Linked DNA regions of Homo sapiens: region 1 is linked to region 2. A link is a contact called in ENCODE Hi-C or POLR2A ChIA-PET data. All regions are on one chromosome and are shown on one strand. The core of a region is the stretch at or near the end of the contact, and the rest is flanking DNA. Distances in the headings are between cores, read along the strand shown. Region 1 overlaps ATG4C (autophagy related 4C cysteine peptidase). Region 2 holds the start of DOCK7-DT (DOCK7 divergent transcript).

What was found. Hi-C counts contacts between places; a loop is a spot of excess contacts on that map. ChIA-PET counts read pairs that join two places held with the same protein, here RNA polymerase II (POLR2A). Pooled maps may share reads with other maps.
Region 1: a pooled map shows a loop between it and region 2 (2.6-fold over the local background). The contact joins the enhancer-like site here to the promoter of DOCK7-DT in region 2. A Hi-C loop is called at or near these places in 2 of 37 single-sample maps with no recorded cell type and 4 of 50 pooled maps. POLR2A ChIA-PET finds 5 or more read pairs at or near these places in 1 of 52 experiments (B cell).

What each region holds. Positions count from the first base shown.
Region 1 is chr1:62,798,508-62,802,551 of GRCh38, forward strand. The region is part of intron 1 of ATG4C (autophagy related 4C cysteine peptidase); the gene reads left to right. Among named protein-coding and RNA genes, the nearest start is that of ATG4C, 16 kb to the left of the region's middle. RefSeq lists an enhancer at 2,334-2,383. Within about 2 kb of position 1,969, at least 3 of the 41 ENCODE cell types and tissues checked have a DNase peak (open chromatin) inside an H3K27ac peak, as active enhancers do; they include B cell, where a contact is called at or near this core.
Region 2 is chr1:62,686,197-62,690,039 of GRCh38, forward strand. It overlaps DOCK7-DT (DOCK7 divergent transcript), which reads left to right and starts at 2,286. Exons shown (of 2, transcript NR_185999.1): 1 at 2,286-2,456. DOCK7 (dedicator of cytokinesis 7) reads right to left here and starts at 2,190. Exons shown (of 50, transcript NM_001367561.1): 1 at 2,031-2,190. The coding sequence starts at 2,068. RefSeq lists a silencer at 1,543-2,292 and an enhancer at 3,302-3,596.

The sequences.
Region 1 (4,044 bases), core at 719-3,218, 110 kb after region 2:
TCTTCAATCGGAATTTTTGGTTATCCTTTATAAAGTGTCTCAATTTGTGATACTTTCCAACATGGCTCAAGGGATCATCTTTCAAAATAATCTCTGATTTCTCCAAAGTTAAGATTTTTAGAAACAGCCATTTTAATATTTGTTTTTTTTTTTTGGAGACAGAGTCTTGCTCTGTTGCCCAGGCTGGAGTGCAGTGGCACAGTCTTGGCTCACTGCAAGCTCTGCCTCGCAGGTTCAAGTGATTCTCCTGCCTCAGCCTCCTGAGTAGCTGGGATTACAGGCATGCACCACCATGCCTGGCTAATTTTTATATTTTTAGTAGAGATGGGGTTTCGCCATGTTGGTCAGGCTGGTCTCAAACCCCTGACCTCGTGATCCACCCACCTTGGCCTCCTAAAGTGCTGGGATTATAGGCGTGAGCCACCGCCCCTGGCTATTTATTTATTTTTGAGACAGTATCTTGTTCTGTCGTCCAGGTTGGAGTGCAGTAGCACAATCATCGCTTACTGCAGCCAGCTCAAGTGATCCCCCAACCTCACCAGTAGCTGGGACTGTAGGCACACGCCACCATGTCTGGCTAATTTTTAATTTTATAGGGAGAAAAACTCACTATGTTGTCCAGGCTGGTCTTGAAAACTCGGCTCCAGCATTTCTCCCCTTCAGCCTCCCAAAGTGTGGGGATTGCAGGTGTGAGCCACCACACCAGGCTCCATTTAAATTTTTGTTACAGAAATAAAGTGGGTTTCAGTCTTTACAGAAAAATGGAATTTAATTTTAGTCATATGAAAAGTAACTATGCTGAATTATTTATTAAACTAGCAACAACTCATCTTTAGTTTAACCTTACGAAAATAATTTTATCGTTCTCAACTACTCTATCTAACAATGATAATGAAAGTATTTTCATAGAATAGTTAAGGATGTGTCCCAGAGGCATTTCAATTGTTTCAAGTTTGGGGGTAAAGTTACTCTGAGTAAATAGTGTAGCTACATAGCAGGAGTTTTGACCAAAAATAATGAAATAACAACTCAACAATTTATTCCACTCCAAGTGCCTTTGAGGTTAGAATATTTGTTTCATTAATTTCTGTATCTATCACAGCATCTTAATTTTTAATTTTAATTTTTGTGGGTACATAGTAGGTGTATATATTTATGGGGTACATGAGATGTTTTGATATAGACATGAAATGTGTCATACTTACATCATGAAAAATGGGGTATCCATTCCCTCAAGCATATATCCTTTGTATTACAAACAATCCAGTTATGCTCTTTTAGTTATTTTTAAATGTTCAATTAAATTATTATTGACTATAATCCCCCGTTGTGCTATCAAATACTGGGTCATATTCATTCTTTCTATTTTTTTTTTTTTGTACCCATTAACCATTCCCACCTCTCCCCAACCTTCTCATTACCCTTCCTAGCCGCTGGTAACCATCCTTCCACTCTCTGCCTCCATGGATTTGTCACAGCATCTTATCTTGCTTTTGTATTTACTTAGGCATCATTATCTAAGATATAGACTTCCCCATATAACATGTCTAATTGCTCACTGTCTTCATTTTTTCCCCATCCAGATTAAGGCATCTTGGTTTTCACACTTGCTGAGGACTGTCCAGAGTATTCTGGATGGCTGGTGATGAGAACTGTCTGAACCAAAAAGTCTTCCCTGTGGCCTTCTTTCTTTCAGACTTAGAAAGAAGATACCTGCATGCACATACTCTCATTAAAAAATTTTGGATCTAGAAGACCAAGCTTGGTGGCTTTTTAAAAATAATTTTTTTAAATTCTAAAAATAATAAATGTTTTTGTATAAGATTTGGAAAATGTGGGCAACTGTGGTATAAAAATAACCACAGAGAAACTACTTTTAACATTTTGCTGTACTTCTTTCTTACTTTCTAACTCCCTTCATTCCCCCTTCGCTGTCCCTGCGCTTGCCTGTGTCATATGACACATAAGTTTCAGATTCTGCATAGTGTTTCCCCATTTTAGGAGACATTTTTAATGGATGCATAATCCATCATGTGGATGCACTATATATAATTCACACATTTTATAAACTCTTTTCCTTTTCTTGCTTTTCCAGATTTTGCTAAATTATGTATGCAGTTTTCTTGAGGAAAATTCGTCTTTCCTTTTCTTTATTCTAGTGTCAGTTAAAAAAAAATTCTAATTCTGGTGAGAGTGCTGCTAGTGATATACCTATATTTCATATCAGTTCACTGATTCCTTTAATAAATATTTTTGAGAACCAATTCTGTGCCAGGCAGAATTTAAGAACAGTCAGTTACAGTATAGTGCAATGAATGTGGTGATACAGGAAAACGTAGGATCCTATGAGAACTAAGAGAAGGATACCTATCTTAGTTTAAAGTTTAGAGAGGGCAGTCAGGAAATCTTACCAGTCTTACCAGAGGAAGTGAAACCAAAGCTGGGTTTCAGGGACTCCATGATAGTAAGGTCATCATACAGTGAGGGTGAGCAGTAAGGCACTTGAGTTAGAGGGAACAGATGCAAAGGCATGAGGTACCAGATAACATACCAAGTTCAGGAAGCTTTGATATTAATATTAAATGTGGTTTCAGCATATGCTGCATGTGAAGTAGTAAAAGAGGAAGCTGAGTAAGTAGGCAGAGGTTATTTCATGAAGGGCCTTAAATATCATCCTTAAGTACCAGGAACTATGCCAAGTGCTAGGGGTATAAACAAAAAAAACAGAGTCCTTGAGGAATGTGTTTATAGCTTTCATTCTCGTTTATGCGTCAGCAGTTCTCAAATTAATATGCCTAGCCCAGACCTCTCCTTTGAGCTCCAGATCTATATATCCAACTGCCTAGTTGATTGACATCCCGAGAATATATCTAGAGTGTAAATTCCAAGAGAACAGGTATTTCATTGCCTTTGTTCTCAGCTGTACCTGCAGTGCCTAGAACAGTGCCTGGCAATAATTTATCTAATGATTAAAGAAAAGAATGGCAGGGCGTGGTGGCTCGCGCCTGTAATCCCAGCACTTTGGGAGACCAAGGTGGGTGGATCACGAGGTCAGGAGTTCAAGACCAGCCTGCTGGGAGGCGGAGATTGCAGTGAGCCGAGATGTTGCCACTGTACTCCAGCCTGGGAGACAGAGCGAGACTCCATCTTAAAAAAAAAATAAAAAAGAAGGCCGGCGCAGTGGCTCACGCCTGTAATCCCAGCACTTTGGGAGGCCGAGGCGGGCGGATCACGAGGTCAGGAGATGGAGACCATCCTGGCTAACACGGTGAAAACCCGTCTCTACTAAAAGTACAAAAAATTAGCCGGATGTGGTGGCAGGCGCCTGGAGTCCCAGTTACTCGGGAGGCTGAGGCAGGAGAATGGCATGAACCGGGGAGGCGGAGCTTGCAGTGAGCTGAGATTGCGCCACTGCACTCCAGCTTGGGGGACAGAGCAAGACTCTGTCTCCAAAAAAAAAAAAAAAAAAAAAAAAAAAGAAAAAAAGAAAAGAACTACTCTCTGCTTGTGTTTCTCAGAGACATCTTAAATACCACATATCTCAAATCAAATTCATAATCTTCTCCCTCTAACCTCTCCCTCTCCTGATGTTTCCTATCTCAGTGATTGGCACCATCTGTTTAGTTTCACACACCAAAGCCTGGGTATATCTTTGGCATATCCCTGTTCTTTACCTTCCATATCCATTGTATCACCAAGACTTACTGAATTTTCTACATGTTTCCTCAGATGTCCATTTCTCCATCTTCACTGCTCCAGTCCAAGCTATCATCTCCTAGTCCTGTATAATACAGGTTGAGCATCCTTAATCCGAAAATCAGAAATCTGAAATTTTCCAGGATCTGTAACCTCTTGAGTGCCAACATGATGCTCAAAGGAAATGCTCATTGGAGCATTTTGGATTTTGGATTTTCGGATTAACGATCCTCAACTAGTAAGTATACATAATGCAAATATTAAAAAAAAAAAAAAAGAAATCCAAACACTTCCAGTCCCAAGCATTTTGGATAAGGGATACTCAACCTGTAGTGGTAAACTCATTAT
Region 2 (3,843 bases), core at 1,036-3,535:
CGGAGTCTCGCTCTGTCGCCCAGGCCGGACTGCGGACTGCAGTGGCGCAATCTCGGCTCACTGCAAGCTCCGCTTCCCGGGTTCACGCCATTCTCCTGCCTCAGCCTCCCGAGTAGCTGGGACTACAGGCGCCCGCCACCGCGCCCGGCTAATTTTTTGTATTTTTTTTTTTTAGTAGAGACGGGGTTTCACCTTGTTAGCCAGGATGGTCTCGATCTCCTGACCTCATGATCCACCCGCCTCGGCCTCCCAAAGTGCTGGGATTACAGGCGTGAGCCACCGCGCCCGGCCAGTAATAACATTTTTTAATGACATCATCATCAGAAGTAAGACCTAATTATTTTACAAAAAAAAAAAATTTCCTGTCATCATAACTCCCTGGGAGAAACTAATTACTACAAGTGTTTGATGACAGGTAGTATAGGCCCTGTACTATCCTACGCACATTACACAAATTATGCCACTTAATGTTCACAACAACACTATGAGCTGGGTCCTATTATTATTCTCATTTGCCAGACGAGGAAACGGAAATTTGGCCCAACAACTTGGCCAAAGTCCCAAGCTAGAAAATACCAATCAGGATTTGAACCCATGTCGGGGTCTGAGAGTAGAGCCCATGCTCTTAAACACTTGCTATTTTGCCCCTTCAGGAAAAAAAAAGTGCTAGAACGCTGGAAAGAAAGAAAAAAAAAAGCCTCTGCCTCGAAAGCAGCTAGGACGACAGGTGCAACACCACACCTGGCTAATTTTTTTGCAGAGATGGGGTGGGGGGGACTCGCTATGTTGCCCAGGCTGGTCTTGAACTCCTGGCCTCAAGCGATCCTCCTGCCTCGGCCTCCCAAACTGCTGGGATTACAGGCCTGAGCCACTGCATCCGGCCCAAAATTTTTAAAGAAATGTCAGCAAACTAAAAAGACTCAGAGCCACAGAACTACAACTGCCCCAAAACAAAAAAAGGTAATTTAATATGAATGCTTCTTTTCTTGGGACATCATAATTCACACAAATATGATTTTATTAAAACAAAAATGTCTACTGTCTCATACATAAGTATACTCCACAAAGAAATTCTACAAATATTAGAGTCCTCTGTCATTTAATTTTTATTTGGCGGGTGGGAGAAAGGTGGCAACCAACCACCACAAGTAGGTGAAAGGCTTTGAAACCTCCACCTCAATCACTTGCTTTACTTCAAGACTGCAATCACTTGCTTTACTTCAAGACTGCTAACATATAAAAGGATGTCAGTGTATAAAGAACACTGCCTATCATCCATCTTCTCGGGTGCTCTGAGAAACACAGGCGCACAGTTAAATTCACAGGCGAACTCAGAACAAGCTTCAGCCTGCAATCCGTCAGGGATTCGGCAGCTGCACACCGAAGGTGCAGCCCGCAGCTCTCAACTTTTCATTCTGTCCACACGTTTTCAATCCTGGACGCACAAGTCCACTTTGAACCTGGCCCGAGGGTGCAAAGAGGGTTCCTGTCAGATTTCTCAGGAAGAGAGAGACGCGTGAAGGAGGGGCGGCCTCCCACCCGCCCCGAGCCGCCGCGCGTTTCTCCTTTTGTTGGGGTGGAGGAGGGCGGACCCCGCACCCTCTAGGGGCCAAGAGGGGTGGGCGGAGAGACGGGAGGGGGCGAAACGCCGCGGCGGCCCCCGACGAGCCCGGGGGTGGGAACACAAAGAATTTGGGAAGCGGCCGACCGCCCTTCCATAAACCTCCGCAGAAGTCCAGGCCCGGGCCGCCGAGGAGCAGGAGGAGGCGGGCGCGCTGGAGTCCGCGGCCCTCTCCGCTCCCTGCCGAGGCTCAGCGGCGGGCGCGGGCTGAAGGCCGGGGTTCGAGGGCGGCGCGAGGCCTCCGCTACCCCCTCAGCCACCCCGAACCCCTTCCGCCCCGCCGCGAGCCAGGCCGCGGGATCCCGGTGCCGGCCCCGCCACACCCACCCGCCTCCTAGGCCAGGCCTGGGAGGACTCCGCGGCTCTTTCTCGGGCGGCGGCGGCGGCGCGCCCCACGCCGGATATTTACCTGCTGATCTTCTGGGCGAAGGCGCGGCGCTCGGCCATGGCTGCTGCGGCGACGGCGACGGCGGCGGCGGCTGCGGCGGGCCGGGTGCGGACCGGCGGGCGCGTGCCTCCTCGCTCGTGCTCCCTCCCTCGCGGCCTCCGCCAGTCCGGGCTCCGGACCTGGGAGGCTGGGGCTGGCGGCCGGAGCCAGGAACGAGCCCTGCCGTAATGTTCCTTAGAGGCGCGCAACGAGAAACCGCTCCTCCCCCAGCGCGTCAATCCCGGCGGGAACCCCGGCTGCGGAAGGCGGCTGCGGCCGGCGGGAGCCGAGGGGAAGAATGGAGCGCTGAGGAAGCGAGGCGCCAGCCCCAGCCGCTTCGCTGCCGCGGAGCCTGCACGACCGAGAGGTCGCGGAGAGAAGCCAGAGACAGGCCAGCGACCTGGCGAGGCAAGAAAATAAGATAACCGAACGCGTAGGGGGAGCTTGGCTTTCCCGAAATGGAAGGGAAGGAAATGAAAGGTGGGCTTTGCCGAGGGGGCTGTGCTTTAACCAAAGCCCTGGATGACTGGGTTCATGTTTCTGCAGCACCGGTCTCCGAGCTTTTTAAAGCACTTGGGTTTCTGCTTCGGCCTCATGAATGCAGCCTAACTGGAGAAACAGTGGTTTTTCTTATAGAGAAAGAGCCAGAAAATACCTTGCTCCTGCAGCGATAACAATAGTAATAGTTGACTTCTGGTGCTTAGCCAGCCACTGGATTAAAGTTTTTCAAGCACGAGCGCTTTGAAGTAGATCGTTACTATCACTATTTTAGAGGGAAGGAAATTGGCTTGGAAAAGCTAAGTGACTGGCCCCAGGTCGCACAGATGGTAAACTCTTCCACTGAGACTCAAACCCAGAGCCGGTTCTTTTCTTTGAGGACAGTTGTTTCCGTATTATTAACCCCTTTTGGATCTCTCTCTGTCTCTCATACATACATATATATATATATATATATATATATATATATATATATATATATATATATAAAATCCAGGTGAGCTCTAACGTTCACCCCCATTTTGATGTTCTGTTAAATAAGCTCTGTGTTGACCACTGAAACTGACCTTGTCCATAATAGCCTATAAAACAGAGACTAGCAGAGATTTGTTTTCATCTGTTCTGTTGTAATCCCATAATGTCTAGAATATTTGGCTCCTAATGCATATCTGTTGATACTGAAATTATGGTGACACTAAGAAAAATATCTTGGTTTCTTGTAGTACCTTTCCTCTTAAGTATTGCAAGAACTTAAAATGTGTATTTATTTATTGTTATTATTATATTCTCAGTATGTCCTGGTGGAATATGTTGGATACCTGTTTTCCTCTCTTTTACCATTGGAAAATCTGTAGCTTGGAGCCATTAGGTCACTTGCCAGAGTCACACACTGAGTCAGAGGTGAAAGCCTCAATTAGTCAGATCCATAACTTCCTGTCTAGTGCTGTAACTTCTGTGGAAGACTGTGTATTTATATAACAATGCTCATTGCAGTAACACACTGCTTTTATTTATTGATTTATTTATTTTAGACAGAATCCCCCTGTGTTGCTCAAGCATGGAATGCATAGGGCACTGCAGCCTAAAACTCCTAGGCTCAAGCAATCCTCTTGCCTCAGCCTCTGGAGGAGTAGCTAGTACCACAGGCTCTTGCCAAGGCGCCCTCCAGTAACACACTGTTTTCAGATGCTTGTTTACTAAAGGAAAAGATAGTCTATTCAAAGAGGACAGATATTTGGCTTCTACCTAAGTATAGAGCCCACCTAGGTGTTCTAAAAAACACGAAGGTGAACTAGAC